Linked DNA regions of Homo sapiens: region 1 is linked to region 2. The links are chromatin loops, found by intact Hi-C in ENCODE. Cell type or tissue: PC-3. All regions are shown on one strand. Each heading gives the region's core, and the rest is flanking DNA. Links, peaks and the distances in the headings are about the cores only.

Region 1 (9,670 bases), core at 1,077-9,076, 71 kb before region 2:
TTTGGAGACAGAACTTGGATGCCTTGTCTTTATTGAATACAATCAGATCTTCCTCTAGATAGTTGTTGGTTAAGGTTGACAATAGTACCGGAATCCAGAATTAGGGACAGACAGTATCTCTGTATCATTTAAAAAGATTTACTGCAAACTTGAAAAAGGGATTTCTCTCTCCTTTTCTGGACTTTCTTTTACCTAGTTTTAGCCATAACTGCTTTATATTGGGCATTTCTTCTAGCAAAACAAGCTCTTATGTACATTATCATATTACTTACTGCCTCTTGAGACTTTGGTATACGCAGTTGATGCCTTGATTTAACACAGGTCAACCTCATGGTAAAGAAACCCACCCCACACAAAAAAAATTATGATTTTTGGCCAGGTGTGGTGGCTCATGCCTGTAATCCCAGCCCTTTGGGAGGCTGAGGTGGGCAGATGACTTGAGGTCAGGAGTTCAAGACCAGCCTGGCCAACATAGTGAAACCCTGTCTGTACTGAAAATTCAAAAATTAGCCAGGCGTGGTGGTGCATGCCTGTAATCCCAGCAACATGGGAGACTGATGCAGGAGAATCGCTTAAACTTGGGAGGCGGAAGTTGCAGTGAACCAAGATCGCACCACTGCACTCCAGCCTGGGTGACAGAGCGAGACTCCATCTCAAAAAAAAAAAAAAAAAAAAGAAAGAAAAGAAAAAAAATTAAAATTCTTTGCCCACTTTTTGATGGGGTTGTTTTTTCTTGTAAATTTGTTTAAGTTCTTTGTAGATTCTGGATCCATTAGCCCTTTGTCAGATGGATAGATTGCAAAAATTTTCTCCCATTCTGTAGGTTGCCTGTTCACTCTGATAATAGTTTCTTTTGCTGTGCAGAAGCTCTTTAGTTTAATTAGATCCCATTTGTCAATTTTGGTGTTTGTTGCCATTGCTTTTGGTGTTTTAATCAAGAAGTCTTTGCTAATATGCCTAGGTTTTCTTCTAGGGTTTCTATGGTTTTAGGTCTTATGTTTAAATCTTTAATCCATCTTAAATTAATTTTTGTATAAGGTATAAGGAAGGGGTCCAGTTTCAGTTTTCTGCATATGGCTAGCCAGTTTTCCCAGCACGATTTGTTAAATAGGGAATCCTTTCCCCATTGCTTGTTTTTGTCAGGTTTGTCAAAGATCAGATGGTTGTAGATGTGTCGTGTTATTTCTGACGCCTCTGTTCTGTTCCCTTGGTCTATATATCTGTTTTGGTACAAGTACCATGCTGTTTTGGTTACTGTAGCCTTGTAATGTAGTTTGAAGTCAGGCAGCGTGATACCTCCAGCTTTGTTCTTTTTGCTTAGGATTGTCTTGGCTATATTGGCGCTTTTTTGGTTCCATATGAAATTTAGTTTTTTCTAATTCTGTGAAGAAAGCCAGTGGTAGCTTAATGGGGATAGCATTGAATCTATAAATTCCTTTGGGCAGTGTGGCCATTTTCATAGTATTGATTCTTTCCATCCATGAGCATGGACTGTTTGTCCATTTGTTTGTGTCCTCTCTTATTTCCTTGCCTCAGCAATCCCATTACTGGGTATATACCCAAAGGATTATAAATCATTCTACTATAAAGACACAGGCACATGTATGTTTATTGCAGCACTGTTCACAACAGCGAAGACTTGAAACCAACCCAAATGTCCATCAATGACAGACTGGATTAAGAAAATGTGGCACATATAAACCATGGAATACTATGCAGCCATAAAAAAGGATGAGTTCATGTCCTTTGTAGGGACATGGATGAAGCTGGAAACCATCATTCTCAGCACTCTTAACACGGGAACAGAAAACCAAATGCTGCATGTTCTCACTCATAAGTGTGAGTTGAACAGTGAGAACACGTGGACACAGGGAGGGAAGCATCACACACTGGGACCTGTTGCGGGAGGGGAGGGCTAGGGGAGGGATAGCATTAGGAGAAATACCTAATGTAGATGACAAGTTGATGGTTGCAGCAAACCACTATGGCACGTGTATAGCTATGTAATAAACCTGCATGTTCTGCATGTGCATCCCAGAACTTAAAGTATAATAAAAAGATTATGATTTTGGATGTGTATCATACATGACAGTTCAAATACTAATGAAAAGATTGATATTTGATGTACTTACGTAATAATACACACTTAGGACACTTAAAATAAGATTTAATTTAATTTAGAATTATAAATATCTTTCCAGGAATATATATAAAAATTCAGATGTTTACACTAGGTATAGCCATGAAAACATTTTAAAAATAGTAACTCACAGATTAATTGCTTATATATTTTCAATCTAGTTTGGGGCTATCTGTGCTTGGCTAGTTGCTTGGTTGGTATTTCCTGCCTTATGTGGTGCTATGCTGTAATGACTGTTTACCTCTCCATTGGAAAAAATAGCTATGGGAGATTAGAAGCTCTGTGGGAAAAATCCTTTTTTATGCTTAGGGTTCTGTATAAGTAAGGAGCTCTTTGGAACTCTTAATTAATATATGTTTTTCATTCAAGAAGTTGCTGTTCAAATGGAAAGACTTGAATGCCAAAGCTTGATAAAAGAAGCAGGAATCTGTTAAATAAGTGCTACAGGTGTCATGCCACTTAAATTGATTGTGCAGACTGCTTCTTTATGAAGCAATTTCTGGTGTCAAAAAATGCTATATGCTGTATTATTAATATATAGTGATGTGTTCATGATTTTATATAGAGAATCTTGGAAAAAATTATTATTAATCTTTGTAAGTCACTTGATCGTTAATATTCTAGGAGAAATTTCTTTTTAAAGGAACACTGATAAATCATTTATAAAATAATTTTCTCTTGGTTGCATTCACTTTTATGTTTTTCTTTGATTGTATGGAGGATATTTATAGGGCAGAAAAAGGGGAAAATATCCCTGTCGTTAGTAAATATAATGATAGCTATTGATTAAGGTAAATATTTTGCCATTTTATTGGTACATATAGGGTATATTTACTTCTGGCACATGGGAAGAGAAATCAGATGAAATTTCCTTTGCTGACTTCAAGTTCTCAGTCACTCATCATTATCTTGTACAAGAGTCCACTGATAAAGAAGGAAAGGATGAGTTATTAGAGGGTAAGTTATTTCTATATAATAATATTAACTTCTGATTTGTAGGAGTGGCTGTAATTTTGAATTATTAATTTAGTGTTCTTCCATAGTGTCAGTTTCTCTGGAACTGTTTTACATAAGCAAAGTTGTTTCACCACATCTGAGGTAGAGGATGAATTACATTGTCATTCATTTTTTAATTAATTAAATCAGCTCATATTTATTGAGTACCTAACATGTACCAGATACTCTTCCAAGCCCTACATTCCAGTAGGGAAGATAAGATAGATAAGTAAGTAACCATAATGAAAGTGATAAGTGCATCCTGAAGTACAGACAAAATTCTGTTGGAATTCAGAGGAGAAAAGATCACTTTTAATTGGGAGATTAGAGAAGGAGAATTAAGCAAGTAAGTTTGGCTTTGAAGGATTACAAATAAAGGAAAATCTGTTGATTAGAGGGTAGTATTTTGGATTTACTCTAGATTTTGGAGTCAAAACAAGTGGTTTAAAATTTTATTTTTTCTACTTGCTAGTTAGTTGCCCCATCTAAGCTTGAGTTATCTCAGTTGTAAAATGAAGTAATACTACCTGGAGGGCTAAGTGAAGATTTAATGAGAAATTGTACATAAGCAAGTATCTCAGTACCTGACCCATGCCAGGTACTCAATAAATGGTGTCTATAATTGTTAATAGGTCAAATCATCCAAAATCTTCTGTCCTTAGATAAACTAGTGCATAACAGTGAGTGAGCAAGATACTGAATAAACATGAACTTTGGAGCTGCCAGTCAAATATCCTTCTTCATTCACTAAGCAAATAAATAGGTAGAATGTGTTAAATTTTTTCTGATCATAACAGATTATCATTTGTAAGCTCAGACCTGAAAAAATCTGTGCTTTTTCTTGTGTAGGAATAGAATTTTGTTACCTTTTCTGTTACGTATATTCTTCTTAGAAACAAAACAATTAGATAACATATGCATTCAGATTCATAAACCAGGGCAGATAACATTAACCATATATACATATATGTAAGGCAGTTATACAGCAAAAGAAAATAATTAAGCCAGAATGTGAATATGAGAACTTTAAGAGGAAGAGGGAAGTGTGCGCAATTGTTGGGAGGTCTCATAATAGCCCAGCAATTTTCAGGTTCAACGTTCTGCCAATTAATGAAGGAAACTATTCAAGATAGCGAAAATTTAAGTGCTGTTAATTTAAGGGAAGATCATGCATCAAGGAAAAGCTGCTGTAGTAAAGAGGCTTAGAATCAGTGCTCTGAGATAAATAGATAAAGGAGACTGTGGTACAATGAAGGTGAATTATTTTTTTGTTTGTTTGTTTTTGAGACTGAGTTTCACTCTTGTTGTCCAGGCTGTAGGGCAATGGCGCGATCTCAGCTCACTGCAACCTCCGCCTCCCGGGTTCAAGCAAATCTCCTGCCTCAGCTTCCAAAGTTGCTGGTATTACAGGCACCAATCACCATACCCAGTTAATTTTTTGTATTTTTAGTAGAGACAGGGTTTTGCTGTGTTGACCAGGCTGGTCTTGAACTCCTGACCTCAGGTGATCCACCTGCCTCGGCCTTCCAAAGTGCTGGGATTACAGGCGTGAATCACTGTGCCCAGCCAAAGGTGAATGAATTTTAAGCTAGTTAAGGCATTGTTGCAAGTGTACATATAAAGTGCAGTTTTCTTTTAATTTGATTGTGATTGAGCCTGTAACTTATGGTGGGAGTTACAAGCCAAACCATCAGCTCAGTTTTACAGATACGCGTTTAAAACTATATTATCAGAGGTCAGGAGATTTGAGCACTAATCATTTATGTTATCAGCATTGTCTATTGCTTTTGGTCTGAAAAGCACCAAATCATTAGCATTCTCTTTAGTCTTTTAGCAAAATAAAAAGTATAGATCTGCTAAGCAATGATAGCTATACAACAAAAATTATTTTTGTGAATGGATACTATTTTTAATGCATTGAATTTGTCATGTATTTATGGGTATAATGATCTTTTATGTTAGTACCTTATCGTGGATAGTAATTTAAGTGTGTAAACATAGTTTAGAAGTGGGAAGCCAGGTAGAAGTTTTACAAGAACATTTAAGATGGACAGGGGGCCTAAAAAGGCTTGCTATGGGAGGTTATACAGAGTTGACATATCTCTAAATAGAATGTTGAAGAAAAGTAGAGGCAAGGACAGGCTAAGAAGAATAAATAAAGCTTTCTGGTAAGTGTGAGGAATTGTGTGAGTTGTGACTCAGAAGCAAAAAAATATTTTAAACATGGGAGTGGCATATGTCTTTTTTATAGGCTACTTTTATTTGAAGAAAAAAAAATGAGAGAGAAATCCCTCTCCCTGTACTCAAGAGCTATCTTTAGATATGAATCTTAAAGCAATATCAAAACTGCATGATCTAGCAAGACATGTGTTTCCTCAAAGCATGTTATAAAACTCTGCCTGATCATGAACATACTAACTTTTTCATTATCAAATGTTTTTGTAGATGTTGTTCCACAATCTATGCAAGATTTGCTGGGTATGAATAATGACTTTCCTCCAAGAGCACATTGCCTGGTAAGATGGTAGGTATATCTTTTACTCAGTATCTTTTAGTATGTGTGTTGCGGGGGACCTCAACACTGTCCCCAAGTTCAGTGATTTGCTAAGAAGACTCAGAGGACTCAGCATTTAATTGCAGCTGATTTATTGCAGAGACAGGATACAGGGCAAAATCTGCAAAGGGAAAAAACACATGAGGCAAAGTCCAGAGGAAGTACAAGCTTTTAAGAATCCTTTCCTAATGGAGTCAGGCAAGATGTACTCAGTTCCCTCAGCAACAAATTGTGACAAAGTATGTGAAACATTGTCTATCAGGGACAGTGTTAGAGGCTCAGCGCCCCAGGTTTTTAATTAGGGGGCTGGTCATATAAGCACCCTTTAACTGGTATATACCAAAATTTCAGGCTCCCAGAAGGAAAGCAGGTGTTCGGCATAAATTACATTGTTTGCATAAACAATTTAGGCTTAGTGAGCAGCTTAATCAGTTCTGGGAATGGTGAGAACCCTCCCCAAATCCCATTTCCCAGCTGTTGGCCAAGAGTTAACCTTGCAAGCAGGCTTTTCTTTTCTTTTTTATTTTTTTGGTTTGTTTTTTCTTTCAGTTTTTTTGTTTTTAATTATTGTAGATATATAGTAGTTTTACATATGTAATAGTTGTACATATTTATCTTTTTTTCAAAAGAAATGATAAATGCTTGAGGTGATGGATTCCCCAATTAAACGTTCCAATTCCATTCTTTTATTTATCTTGACATATACAACAAATTATTGTTAACTATAGGCACCCTATTTTGCTACTGAATGCTAGATCTTACTTTTTCTATCCAACTGTATTTTTGTCCCATTAACCATCCCCTCTTTATGCCCTGCTCCCCATTACCCTTCTAAGCCTCTGGTAATTCTACTTAGAGATATGTCAACTCTGTATCACCTCCCATAGCTAGCCTTTTTAAGCCTCCTGGCCATCTTAAATCTTCTTGTAAAACTTCTACCCAGCTTCCCACTTCTAACCCATGTTTACACACTTAAATGACTATCCATAAGACACTAACATCATTCTATTCTCTTATCTCCGTGAGTTCAGTTTGTTTGTTTTTTTAGCTCCCACATATTAGTGAAAACGTGCAATACTTGTCTTTCTGTGCCTGGCTTATTTCACTTAAATGTCTTTCAGTTCCTTCTATGCTCTTGTAAATGACAGGATTTCATTCTTTTTTATGGCTGAATAATATTATATTGTGTATATGTACCACATTTTCTTTATTCATTCATCTATTGATGGGTACTTAGGTTGATTCCATATCTTGGTTATTGTGAATAATGCTGTAGTAAACATGGGAGTGGAGATATCCCTTCAGTATACTGATTTCCTTTCTGCAAGCAGGCTTTTTTTTGTGAAACAGAGTCTCACTCTGTCGCCCAGGCTGGAGTGCAGTGGCGTGATCTCGGCTCACTGCAACCTCTGCCTCCCAGGTTCATGTCATTCTCCTCCCTCAGGCTCCCAAGTAGCTGGGACTACATGTGTCCACCACCACACCCAGCTGATTTTTTGTATTTTTAGTAGAGACGGGGTTTCACTGTGTTAGCCAGGATGGTCTCGATCTCCTGACCTCGTGATCCGCCCGCCTCGGCCTCCCAAAGCGCTGGGATTATAGGCGTGAGCCACCGCGCCCGGCCGCAGGCAGGCTTTTTTAAGGATAGCGGTCACAGGCCTGCTGGTTCATCTTTTCTGCACAATGTATTTCATAATCCAGGGTAGTGCTTAACTGTAGTCTCATGACAAGCATGGAACATTTAAATATCATAGAAATTTTAATACATATTATTGAATATTGAAATGAACTCAATATGTTGGATGTTGATCTGTTATGTGATAAAATCAAAACTCACTGTGTCTAAACTATAAATGTGATACATTAATGTAAGAGGTACAATCTTACCCCTCTTATCTGTGGTTTTGCTTTCTGCGGTTTCAGTTACCTGTGGTCAAGTGTAGTCTGAAAATATTAAATGGAAAATTTCAGGCAAAAACAACAAGTTTTAAATTGTATGCTGTTCTGAGTAGTATGGTGAAGTCTTAGGCCATTCTGTCCTGGAAGTGAATCATGCCTTTGTCCAGTGTATCTACAATGTATACACTACCTGCCCCTTAGGCACTTAGTAGTCATCTTGGTTATCGGATTGACAAATCACAAGAAGAAGGGTGAGTATAGTACAATAAGATATCTTGAGAGAGAGAGAGAGAGACCACATTTATATAACTTTTATTACAAAATATTGTCGTAACTGTTCTATTGGTACTATATATAGGAAAAAACAGTACATACAGGCTTTGATACCATCTGCAGTTTCAAGCATCCACTAGGGGTCTTGGAACTTACCTTCCACAGATAAGGAGGGACTATTTACATCACATTTAAAAGGTCTCTTCTGTCTTTTTCAGTTATTCCAAGTGTCTGTGAACTTTATTTATTTTGGATGGAGTGGTCTTAGAACAAACTACCACCAAAATGGCCCTAGTAAAGAGTATATATTTAAGAAAGGAGACCTAGTTAAAGGAAGTTTACATACTGGTTTGAAATTATTCTATTGTTATCAGTTGGTCTTTTGATTTTTTTAAATTAAAGAATTCTAAGGTAGGGGAAAATGACATTAATCTGTGTTTATCTTTTTCTTCATTTCATATAGCAAATAGGCTGTGTAGCACTTTTAAAAAAGAAAATTATTTGCAAATGCAGGTAAACGGGATAGTGTTTCATAAATATTCCTCTTTTAGTATGACCTTTTAAAAATTGTTCACTTAAACAACTAAAAAAGAAATGTAATAATTATATCTATTAAATTTAATTTAATCCTTCCACATTCCGTTCTGGCCTTTTAAAATATGAATATATACATTTAATGTGACTAAATTTATCAGAAGGCAGCATAGTATCAGAGCATGAGCTTTGTATGCATTAATTCATTCAACATTAATTGAACACTTACTTACTGTTTGGCTATATACTGAATTAGGTTTAATTCCTAACTCAGGTACTTAGTATCTCTGCAACTTTGGGCAAGTTACTTAATTTCTTGTAGTTTGTTTCTACACTGGTAAACTAAGAATAATAAATAATATGCACTTCCAGAGTAGTTATGAGGATCAAATAAGATAATGGCGCCTAGTATGTTTATCAAAATCTAAATGCTATTAACATGATTTCAGCCTTTTGGTATGTATTTCCTCACTGTTACATAGTTTGTGGTCAAAATATTAAATGAAGTAATGAAACCTTTCTATATATTAATATAAATAACTTGTTAGTAGGGTGGTTTTTGTAACCTTTCCATTTACTTTTAAAAATATTTTTAAAATCAACGTAGTAAAATTGGACTTTTTGTGGAGGTGAGCAGTTCTCTGAACTTCAACACTTTATATAGTTTTTTACTAGTATCAAAATCAGGAGATAGAACAGTTCTATAACACCCCCTCACCTCTGCTGCCAAAAAAAAAGCCCTATTGTCCCTTTTGTCTCTTAGTAAGCATAGGCACGTCCTTCCCACTTTTTTTTTTTTTTTTAAAGAGACAGGTCTTACTCTGTCACCCAGGCTGGAATACATTGATGCAATCATGGGTACTGTAGCCTTGAACTCCTGGGCTCAAGTGATCCTTCTGCCTCAGCCCCTTGAGTATCTAGAACTACAGGTGCACACCACCATGCCCGGCTAAGTTGGGTTTTTTATTTTTTGTTGAGACAGTGTCTTGCTATGTTGCCTGGGCTGGTCTTAAACTCCTGGCCTCAAGTGATCCTCCCACCTCAGCCTCCCAAAGTACTGGGATTATAGGTGTGAGCCACTGTACCTGACCACACTCTCGACATCCTTATAATCCCTGGAATCCCTGATCTTTCTTGGTCACTATAGTTTTGTCTTTTTGAGAGTGTCATATAAATAGAATTCTACTGTATGTAAATAGAATTCTACTGTATGTGACCATTGGTGACTGGCTTTTAAAACAGCATGGTGCCTTTGAAATCCTTTGAGGTGATTC
Region 2 (9,670 bases), core at 1,146-9,145:
TGTTCATAGTAAGGATTGGTTCACCAAGAATCATGAATATTAAGTCTAGGTGGAAAATTGAAGAGCATCATCTTGCATGATTTTTAAGTGTTTCTCTATAGAGTGCTTCTGCATTGCAAGGAAAGTGGAGAAATAGGACAGTATCTCCAAATTAACATCACCAATGAGGAGTAAATGGAGATCGTACACATTGGGCTATGATACTCTGATGGACCCAACACCACTTAACATGCCATTTGGTTCAGGAATGTAAAATCTTAGTCTAATTGTGAGGGAACATTAGATGAACCCAAAATGAGGAACATTCTATTTTAAAAAGATTTTGAAAAAAGAAAAATTTGCAGAAGTTTGGGGGCATATTAAAGACACAGGAGCCAACTGAAAGAGTTCCCAACTGGCCAAGACTGGAACAATTTGAACACCAAAATAAAATAATATTGGATTGTAACTCAGAGTACAAAATAAATATCCTTGAGTTCATACTGGTATAAATAATTGATTGGATATATAAATTAATGGGATAGAAGGGACAAATCCCCTGTGCAGAATTCTAAATGTATATAGATACTCCACCCTCAAGGAGGTGAAGCTAATTCCCACTCTGTAAGTGTGTGCTGCACATAGTGTGTTCCTCCCAGAGAGTACAGTGCACAGAGAGGGGAAAGGAGTGATGTTACAGTGCAGCAGCCCGACTGACACTGTCTCAGCCAGGTGGTGAAGGTTAACATCCACAGGCTAAGCCATACTGGCGGTATGTACTCCTGACATGATGTGATGACAGTGGCACTTTACCTCTCTGGTCTTCCTCCCAGAAATACATAACCCAGCTTAATCATGAGGAAAACATCAGATAAACCATAATTGAGGGAGTTTTTATGAAATACTTGACCAGAACTCAAAACTGTCAAGGTCAGTAAAAACAATGAAAACCTGAGAAATGTCACAGCCAAGGGAGCCTAGAAACATGACAGCTAAACATAATGTGGTATCTTGAAGGGGATCCTGGAACAGGAAAATGACATTAGATAAAAACTAAGGAAACCGCGTACATACATACATGCTGACAGCATTATTCATGACAGCCAAAAAATGGAACAAACCCAAATGTCTGTCAGTGATGAACAGATAAGACAAATATGGTCTGTCCATGCAATGGAGTATTATTCAGCCATAAAAAGGAATGAAGCACTGATATGTGTTACAACATGGGTGAATCTTGAAAATATTATGCTCAGTGAAAGCAGCCAGAAAACAATGGGCTGCATGTTGCGTCGTTCCATTTATATGAAAGGACCAGAATAGGCAAGTCCATAGAGACAGTAAGTTAGATTAGTAGTTGGCAGCAGTGGAGATTAGGAATGGGGGAAATCAGGAGTGGCTGCTTTGGGGTACTGGGTTTCTTTTGGGGGAGATGAAAGAAAATATTCTGGAATTAGATAATGGTGATGGTAACATAACCTTGCAAATATGCTAAAAACCACTGAAGTTATCCATTTTAAAGTGGTGAATTTTATGGTATGTGAGTTATAACTCAATTTTTAGAAACTAAGGAAATCTGAATACAGTATGGAATTTTAGTTAGCCAAAAAGTAGGGAGGAAGAGGAAACTATACTCAAAATGCCAATGTTATAAAAGACAGAGTGAAAAGCTGTTGCAGATTAGTTGAGATTAAAGAGCTATGATAACTAAAGGCAATGGATGATCCTTACCAAGACTTGTAGTGGTTGAGGGAAAGGGTCATAAAAGACACATTTTGCGGCCGGGCGCGGTGGCTCATGCCTGTAATCTCAGCACTTTGGGAGGTTGAGGTAGGTGGATAATTTGAGGTCAGGAGTTCGAGACCAGCCTGGCCAACATAGTGAAACTCCGTCTTTACTAAAAATACAAAAATTGGCCGGGCAGTAGTGGCCATGTGCCTGTAGTCTTAGCTACTCAGGAGGCTGAGGCAGGAGAATCGCTTGAGCCTGGGAGGCGGAGGTTGTGGGGAGCCAAGATCGCACCACTGCACTCCAGTCTGGGCCAACAGAGAAAGACCCTGTCTCAAAAAAAAAAAAAAAAAAAAAAAAAAGACACATATGGGATCAGTTGACAAAACTGCAATAAAGATAGTAGGTTAGATTACAATTATTTTTATCAGTGTTAAATTTATTGTATATAATCAGAATCATTTGCATTTTGATTATATAATAAAATATTTTTAATTTTAGGAAATACAGATATTTTGGGATAAGGGACATGAGTGTGCGACTTATTCTGAAATTATTCGAAACAAGTTTATGTCTATAGTATGTACACACATGAAAGCAGAGAAAGATGCAAGGGATCCAGAACAGAGGAGGGAGACAGGTCATACGTGAATCCAGGTAAAGGGGAATCACATATTTCACGTTATTCCTGCAAATTTGTTTTTCTGTGAATCAGGGGAAAACAAAATTCAGAAAGGTGGGTATTAGCAAGGATGTACAACAGAGGGAACTCATTACTCTAGATAAGAATGTAAATCTGTTGAAACACTTTGTAGGATAATTATGTTGTACATTTCCTAGTTCAATTGTTAGGTATATATCCTAAAGTAATTGCTGTACATGTCCCATTTGCACCAGGAAATATGTGCAATAATGTAATAGGAGCATCATTTGTAATAGCCAAAAACTGAGGAGCTATCCACTACTATTAGTGTAGGAACATTTTAATACAGCAGTGAAAATGAGTAAACTATAGCATATTGGAATGGTATACGAATATCAAAATACTGAATGAAAAAAAGCAAGTCACTGAGGGCTATAAACAGAAACACTCCATTAATATAAAGGTTAAAACTAGACAAAAGTAAACAATATATTATTTAAGGCTACATATGTGAAAAAAACCATAAAGAAAAGCAAAAGAATGATTTGTAGTTAATTCTGGGGATGGAGGGTACACAGGAGGACTTGGAAAAGCCTGGTAACATTCTGTTTCCTAAGCTGGTGTTTTCTTTAAACTATTTCTAATACTCTAGTATGTATATTTCTTAATTTAAAAAAAGTTTCAAATCAGACAAAACTCTCTAAGCCAAAAAAAAGTCCACCACAAGTCATTAAATAAAGCAAATAATAAAACAGTATGTAAGTTATTAATTTTTGTTAAGAAATTACATATGCATCTACATTTTTGTGTTTAAATGGACATACAAGTAGTTTGAGAGGATAAACACGAAAATGTGGTTTTGGGGAAGTAGGATTTCAGGAAAATTTCTGCATCACCTGTATTTTTTTTAAAATTTTGAAATCCATGAGCATTTATCAGTCAGACTCACATTATGAGATTATACTTCTTAAAATTTTTATTGATGTAAAAGAATTGTACATATTTATAGGGTTATACTTCTTTTATCTTTACTGTTGAATAAGGAGCCTAAAGGTAGGGTCCATGTTTTGTACATACTTCTCTGTATTCTTATAATAAGAATTGGAAAAAAAATAAACCAAAACAACTAAAACCAAAAAATGTGTGGGAAGTCACTAACAATGTTTAGAAATATTAAGTGAGAAAAGCAGGTTAAAAGGCAGTATTTTACATATTTAATATTAGTGCCCTTAGTACGTGTATTCTGCGTCTTAAAATGAAAATGCTCCACTGTCAATGGTTGTTTTCTCTTGGTATTGTAATCAGTCGGTAGTTTTTATTTTCTTTGTATTTTCCTTATTTGTGTGTATTACATAAGAAAGCAGAAAAAAATAGAATATTTATAATTATTAAAGATTGAAGTTCTTAGGTGCTTTCAGTAACATTATCCTCACCTTTGGGGTCGTGGCTGCCTATCTGGAGTGCTGTCTTGTTAAGGATTAAGATGAGTGGCTGAGGATTTGCACTTCTGTAAGTGGCTGCTTCATCCTTTGACACCTGCGCTGATCATTTGTGTGCGCTGCACCTCCTTCAGGTGCTGCACTATCTGGCAATCCAGAAACCTGCAGACCTTGCTCGGCACCTGTTACCTTGTGTGATTCATGCAGCTGTACTCAAGGTAAAGGAAGAAGGTAAATGTCATATTTAACTAGTCATTAGTCATTTCCAAAGTGAAAGTATATTTTGCTTAATTTATTTAATGCTGGCTTCAATCTTTTCTAAAATAGAAAGTCTCGAAAACATTTCTTCAGTTAAGAAGATCATAAAGCAGATAATATCCCATTCCAGTAAAGTTTTGCACTTCCCCAATCCAGAAGACAAGAAATTGGAAGTAAGTTTGATGTAGTGTCAGAATCTTGCCAAGTGTTCTCCTCAGTTGGCAAAAATAATTTTTAAGATGCGTTTTCAAAGGGCTTTGCTTTTTTGCCATCTCGCAATGTATGCCTCTTCCTTTTCTACCGCCAGGAAATCATTCACCAGATTACTAATGTGGAAGCTCTCATTGCCAGAGCTCGGTCACTAAAAGCCAAGTTTGGAACTGAGAAATGTGAACAGGAGGAGGAAAAGGAAGATCTTGAAAGGTAATTGCTATTTGGCTAATTCAGTTTTGTCTGCAGTAGGAAAAGCCACCACTCTCTTAAGAAAAATTGTAATAGGATATTAAGACTCTTTTGTGGTAATCATATATTATTTGAAACAAGCATTGTCTAGAGACAGAAATAATTATCATAGCATTTGACCTCTCCCGTATTTCTGAGTCTCTACCAGGTGTTTCCATTCTTCCCACTTTTAGAAACAGTCTCCCAGAGCCTCCTTTTCTAGGGATTCCTTGGTTTGCTCTTGGAGATGTGGTGTCTGGAATTTCTTGTGGAGGAGCTGTTAACTGTGTTGCTCACCCTGCCCCAAAACTTTGTTTTCAGCTGTTACTATTCCTTGACCACAGGGTGCAGGTGCTGAAACCATTTCTGCTTACTGTTCCTAGTTGTTTATTTTAAACAAGATTTGTGATAGCAAAGGTGCACATCCTATGTGCCTTGCGATTATGTTTTGAAAGATTGACCAGATGGCTTTTCTCAGATGAAGCAAATGATTGGGGCATTCTCTTTATGAGACTCGGCACCATTACCAATGGAGCTTAGATCAGTGTGAGGCCCTGTTCATTTTTTGCCCATGTTATTTGGAAGGACAATATTGTTTTAATGTGTGATAAAGTGTTCACAAATTAGCTTGTTCAGTGGCTTAAATTTGTCATCATTTAAAAATTTTCATTAGCCTTTCCATAATAAATGGCATTATTGATGCTAAATAATTAATATTGTATGGCAAGGCATTTGCTGTCTTTTAACAAGTTTGTGTTTGAATTTTATGTCTTTTGTTAGGTGAAGTTTTCTCCCACACTGCTTTGCTCTTGAAAATGTCTTCCTTTTAAATGAGAAGAATAAGCTCTAATCAAGGGACTCGTTTCTAAAATAGTAGAGTATGAATTAGTGAGCAGGTGGTGCAGGTTTGGTGGCTTTGTGCCTTCAACTCTGTTAGTTCCACCATACGTTATCTGTGACATACTTGGAAGTTCAGTGTTTCCAGCATCTAATGGCACAGTTTACAATTGCGACTTTGCCCAACACAAGTATTTTAAGCATATGTGCACGTGTGCGTGCACACACAGACACATACCCCTTAAAAAAAACAAAAACAAATATGGATCATTGCTTTTATTGGATAAATATAACTTGGTTTATATTATACAATTTTTTTTTCATCTTTTATTAACTGTAGCATTTTCTAAGCTTCTAGTCTGAAAAAAATAGACTGAATATTTTTTCTTACACTTTGACAGAGATAGGCTTTAAACATTTTTTATGAGCACAGGTGAAAAAGCAGGAAGATTGTCAGTTAAGTCGATAATAATTCCAAATGTCAATCTTATCTTGCTGTAAAATTTCACTCCAACCTTGTTGGGTTTAGCCAGTATCAGCTTGAGGATTTGTCCACAAAACTCCTGTGGGAGGATGGACGCCCAGTGGCCTGGACAGCTCACTTTCCACCCTTTCATTGCCTGTCTCTGTCTCCTAGGTTTGTGAGTTGCCTGCTGGAGCAGCCTGAAGTGTTAGTCACCGGTGCAGGAAGAGGACATGCTGGCAGGATCATTCACAAGCTGTTTGTGAATGCCCAGAGGGTATGTGAGAGTCATTATTGACTCCATCATAATCTCTCCAAACCTCTACTTGGGAAGAGGCTGTTTTAGTTCCCACACGTGGCTGATCACACTCATGTCACCTGAGTGTAAGTCTGGGCATTGGGTTTGAACACTGAAGAAACAATGACTTCTGAGTCTTCGAAATCCATTTGATTTCTTACATGTTGAATTAAAATGATAAGTATATTCTAGGACCTAAATTTTAAAAATTAGAAGAGTCCAAAATCCATTGTTATAGAAGCTGGCAGGGAGTCAGTTAGCAATGGCCAGTGCTGTGCTGTGGGAAAAAATGTTTACTCACAGGTACTTTCAAATGAGAATGGAGTTCAGTTTTACCATCTTTAAACCCCATGTAGGGCAAAGTGGAGTCACAACTCAGCTTGAATTATAAATATAATTGTTCTTGTAATGGTGAGGAGATCTACCTTTGAGGTTTCCTAGAAAAGAAGAGGAAAACTTCAGATTTTTAGGGCTGTGGAAACAGATTTCAGCACAGAAAGAAAGCCCAGTTTGAAAAATTATCATAACCATTACCTCTAGTAGTGAAAGTAAAGATTTTAAAATTATATTGTATCTTGGTTACTGGCTAAGGGCTCTGGCATCCTACAGATAATTCTCAGTTCAGGGCTCATTAATATTAGGGATTCTGATAAAGGCGTTATGTGCACTAATTACACGCTTCCCCTTATATGGCACTGTGATTACACTAGAATGACCCAGTTTTGAGAGTGTAATTTTCAGAAACAAATAAGAAAAAGAATTTCTATGTGTCTACACGTGGAATAACAACTGGATAATCCCTGTAGAGTTGGTCTGGAGTACAACTAGTTAATATATTCAAATTCATAGCCAAATACACTGATAGGAATTCTTAGCAAGAGCTAAAATCTGAGTTTGTTTATGGGGCAGCTCCCTAAACCTCAGAATTTCAAATTAATAACCAAATATTTATTTCCTTATAAATTAGACTTCTAGCAAACAATAGATGCTTGCTTTGATTTATTTTGTTTTTCTCTCTGGCATGAAAACAAGAACCGAGTTTGGTTCCACATCTGATAATATCTATCCAGTTCACTACCCAGAAGCTTACAAGCGCATTTCCTTGTTAGCTACCAATATGAATGTTCCTCATATTGCAAAAATTCTTTCCTCTTTGATCATTTTTAATAAGTGACATGTTGGCTGGGTGCGGTGGCTCACGCCTGTAACTTTGGGAGGCTGAGGTGGGTGGATCACCTGAGGTCAGGAGTTCAAGACCAGCCTGGCCAATGTGGTGAAACCCTTTCTCTACTAAAAATACAAAAATTAGCTGGGCGTGGTGGTGAGCACCTGTAATCTCAGCTACTTGGGAGGCTGAGGCAGGAGAATCACTTGAACCCGAGAGGCAGAGGTTACAGTGAGCTGAGATCATGCCACTGCACTCCGGCCTGGGTGATAAAACTCCATCTCAAAAAAAAAAAAAAAGTTATGTGTTAAGAGGATTTAAAATGTGAAGTATTTATATTTTTAGTCCTGAGATTGTTACTTATTTTAGATAACTAAGCAAAATTATTTTCCCCAAAATAGAAATAACCTCCTTACCCCCTCTACTGACTGCAAGTAAAACTTTGACAATATAGGAACTTTTATATTTATTTATTCATTTTTTAAAGAGAGGGTCTCACTCTGTGGTCCAGGCTGGAGTACAGTGGCAAGATCATAACTCACTGCAGCCTTGAACTCCTAGGTTTAAGCAATCCTCTTGCTTCAACCTCCCAAGAAGCTGGAGCCACAGGCATGCACCACCACGCCCAGTTAATTTTTATATTTTTTGTAGGGACGGGGTCTCACTTTGTTGCCCAGGCTTATCTAGAACTCCTGGTTTCAAGCAATTCTCCTTCCTTAACCTCCCAAAGTGCTGAGATTATAGGTGTGTGTGAGCTATCACACCTGGCCTAGAAAATTATAAGAAAATATTAATCACATAATCTCACTACCCATTGATGATTTAACATCTAGTATATACATATGTATATATAATTTTAAAAGTAGGGTTATATTATATAATTACTTCATTATTCTTGTTTTCCACTTAATATACTTAAGATATCTTTCAAAATCACTAAATACAGGAACATAGTATATCATCTTTCAGTAGCCTCATTGTATAGCTAACCCCCTTAATGGCTACTGAAATTGTACATCCATCTACATTATGTCATTTAAGAAAAGATTTTAAAGTTTTCAGACCTTGTAGTGAATGTTTTTAGGGAATTGGTAGACTGTGTAATACATATAACAAGCATCTGGTTGGTACATTTTTAAACTCAGTTTTAAATGTCTGGCTGAAGTAAACTGTTAGAATTTATTCATGTAACTTTTCATTAGCTGATACTTTATATCAATTTTACTAATTAGTCAAGATTTTAACACATTTTTTTAAAAAGTTGTGATGTAATTTCACTTGGTGTTTTTATAGCTTATAGTAATTCTATATATTTATAACTTTTCTTTAAAATTATAAATAGTAATAAGCCTTATCATGATTATAGGTATCTCTGGTATGTACATACTTAAATGGAATTCAGCAAATAAATGACTGACTGGATTTCGCTTCAGACTTGCTAGATTGAATAACTGTTAGGCACCTATTCCTAAATTCTATTTTTCAAGCCATGAACACTTTTTTTTTTTTTTGCATCATAATTCCCAGTAAAAGAGCTAGGTTTTTGTTGTTCATTTCTCCCATTAAATGACATCATATGTCACCTGTTGAGCCATGGATGCATGAGTAGTAGTAGATGTCTGCTGTAGTTGACAGCTGGGTGTGCTGTGTTTGGTGTGACTTTGTCTTGAATATTCTTTTGATAGGATCATGTTCCATAATGTAGTGCATACTGTCTTTGAAATAATCCTGAACTCCCTTGTCTAGCCCTATTTAAACCATCTTGCTTGTTTCCCTTTCATCACTGTTTCTTTTCTTACCCCTTCTCAAGCTGACTGAATCTTCTGATGAGGTAACAAAATAGCCTTTGCCCCTCATAGTTCCTTGTTCCTTCCCATCCCTCTAATTTCATAAGGTCATTAACACTAACCACCTCTCTCACAGTCTGGATTTGGCTTACCTACCTTGCTGATGTTTAGCGCAACATGATTTCATGTTTCCATTGCCAAAACAATTTTTTTTCCCAAATTGATGGTATTAAAAAAAGTACAGTAATCAGAATTAAAATTGTAGGCTGTAAATGAACATGCATTTTATGTCATTTCAATGAAAAAATAGATGCCTTTAATATTGCGAACTTCTCTTTTGTGGTCATTGCTATATGGGCCTCTATCACTTCGGCATCACATTAGCTGCCCAGCAAGCAAGACCAATGCCCCCACTTTTAATTTGGCAAGTGAACCTTAAAAAGAATCGATTAAAAAATTCTTACCCAGAGTCAAGATGAAAATCATCTTTTCACTCTGGAGAAAAACAGCTCCTTACTGGACTGAGGCTGTCAGACGTAGACTTGGGTCATTGCTGGAAGAAACATAGAAAGCAGCACAGCTCCGAGGTCCTTTTTCATCAGATGTGTAAATATGGCCTTCTCTCTTCAGAG

The links. A loop is a pair of places that touch in the nucleus more often than their neighbours do. Peaks named below come from ENCODE experiments on the same cell type or tissue, not always from the same donor. Only the 100,000 strongest peaks of a DNase experiment are listed, where the experiment ranks them.
Region 1: it touches region 2 in a loop (4-fold over the local background); 2 of 110 quality-filtered maps call a loop at or near these places.

The regions. Positions count from the first base shown.
Region 1 is chr2:135,088,034-135,097,703 of GRCh38, forward strand. RAB3GAP1 (RAB3 GTPase activating protein catalytic subunit 1) reads left to right here. Exons shown (of 24, transcript NM_012233.3): 4 at 2,965-3,097; 5 at 5,582-5,660. Among named protein-coding and RNA genes, the nearest start is that of RAB3GAP1, 41 kb to the left of the region's middle. RefSeq lists an enhancer at 3,779-3,923 and a cis regulatory region at 3,844-3,857. In PC-3, for the core only: a CTCF peak has its summit at 7,993; a DNase peak (open chromatin) is centred at 7,748; H3K27ac peaks cover 2,070 bases.
Region 2 is chr2:135,158,632-135,168,301 of GRCh38, forward strand. RAB3GAP1 (RAB3 GTPase activating protein catalytic subunit 1) reads left to right here. Exons shown (of 24, transcript NM_012233.3): 20 at 3,924-4,020; 21 at 4,117-4,220; 22 at 4,355-4,470; 23 at 5,963-6,065. Among named protein-coding and RNA genes, the nearest start is that of SNORA40B, 27 kb to the left of the region's middle. In PC-3, for the core only: no CTCF peak of the experiment used is centred there; DNase peaks (open chromatin) are centred at 3,960 and 6,030; H3K4me3 peaks cover 970 bases; H3K27ac peaks cover 3,148 bases.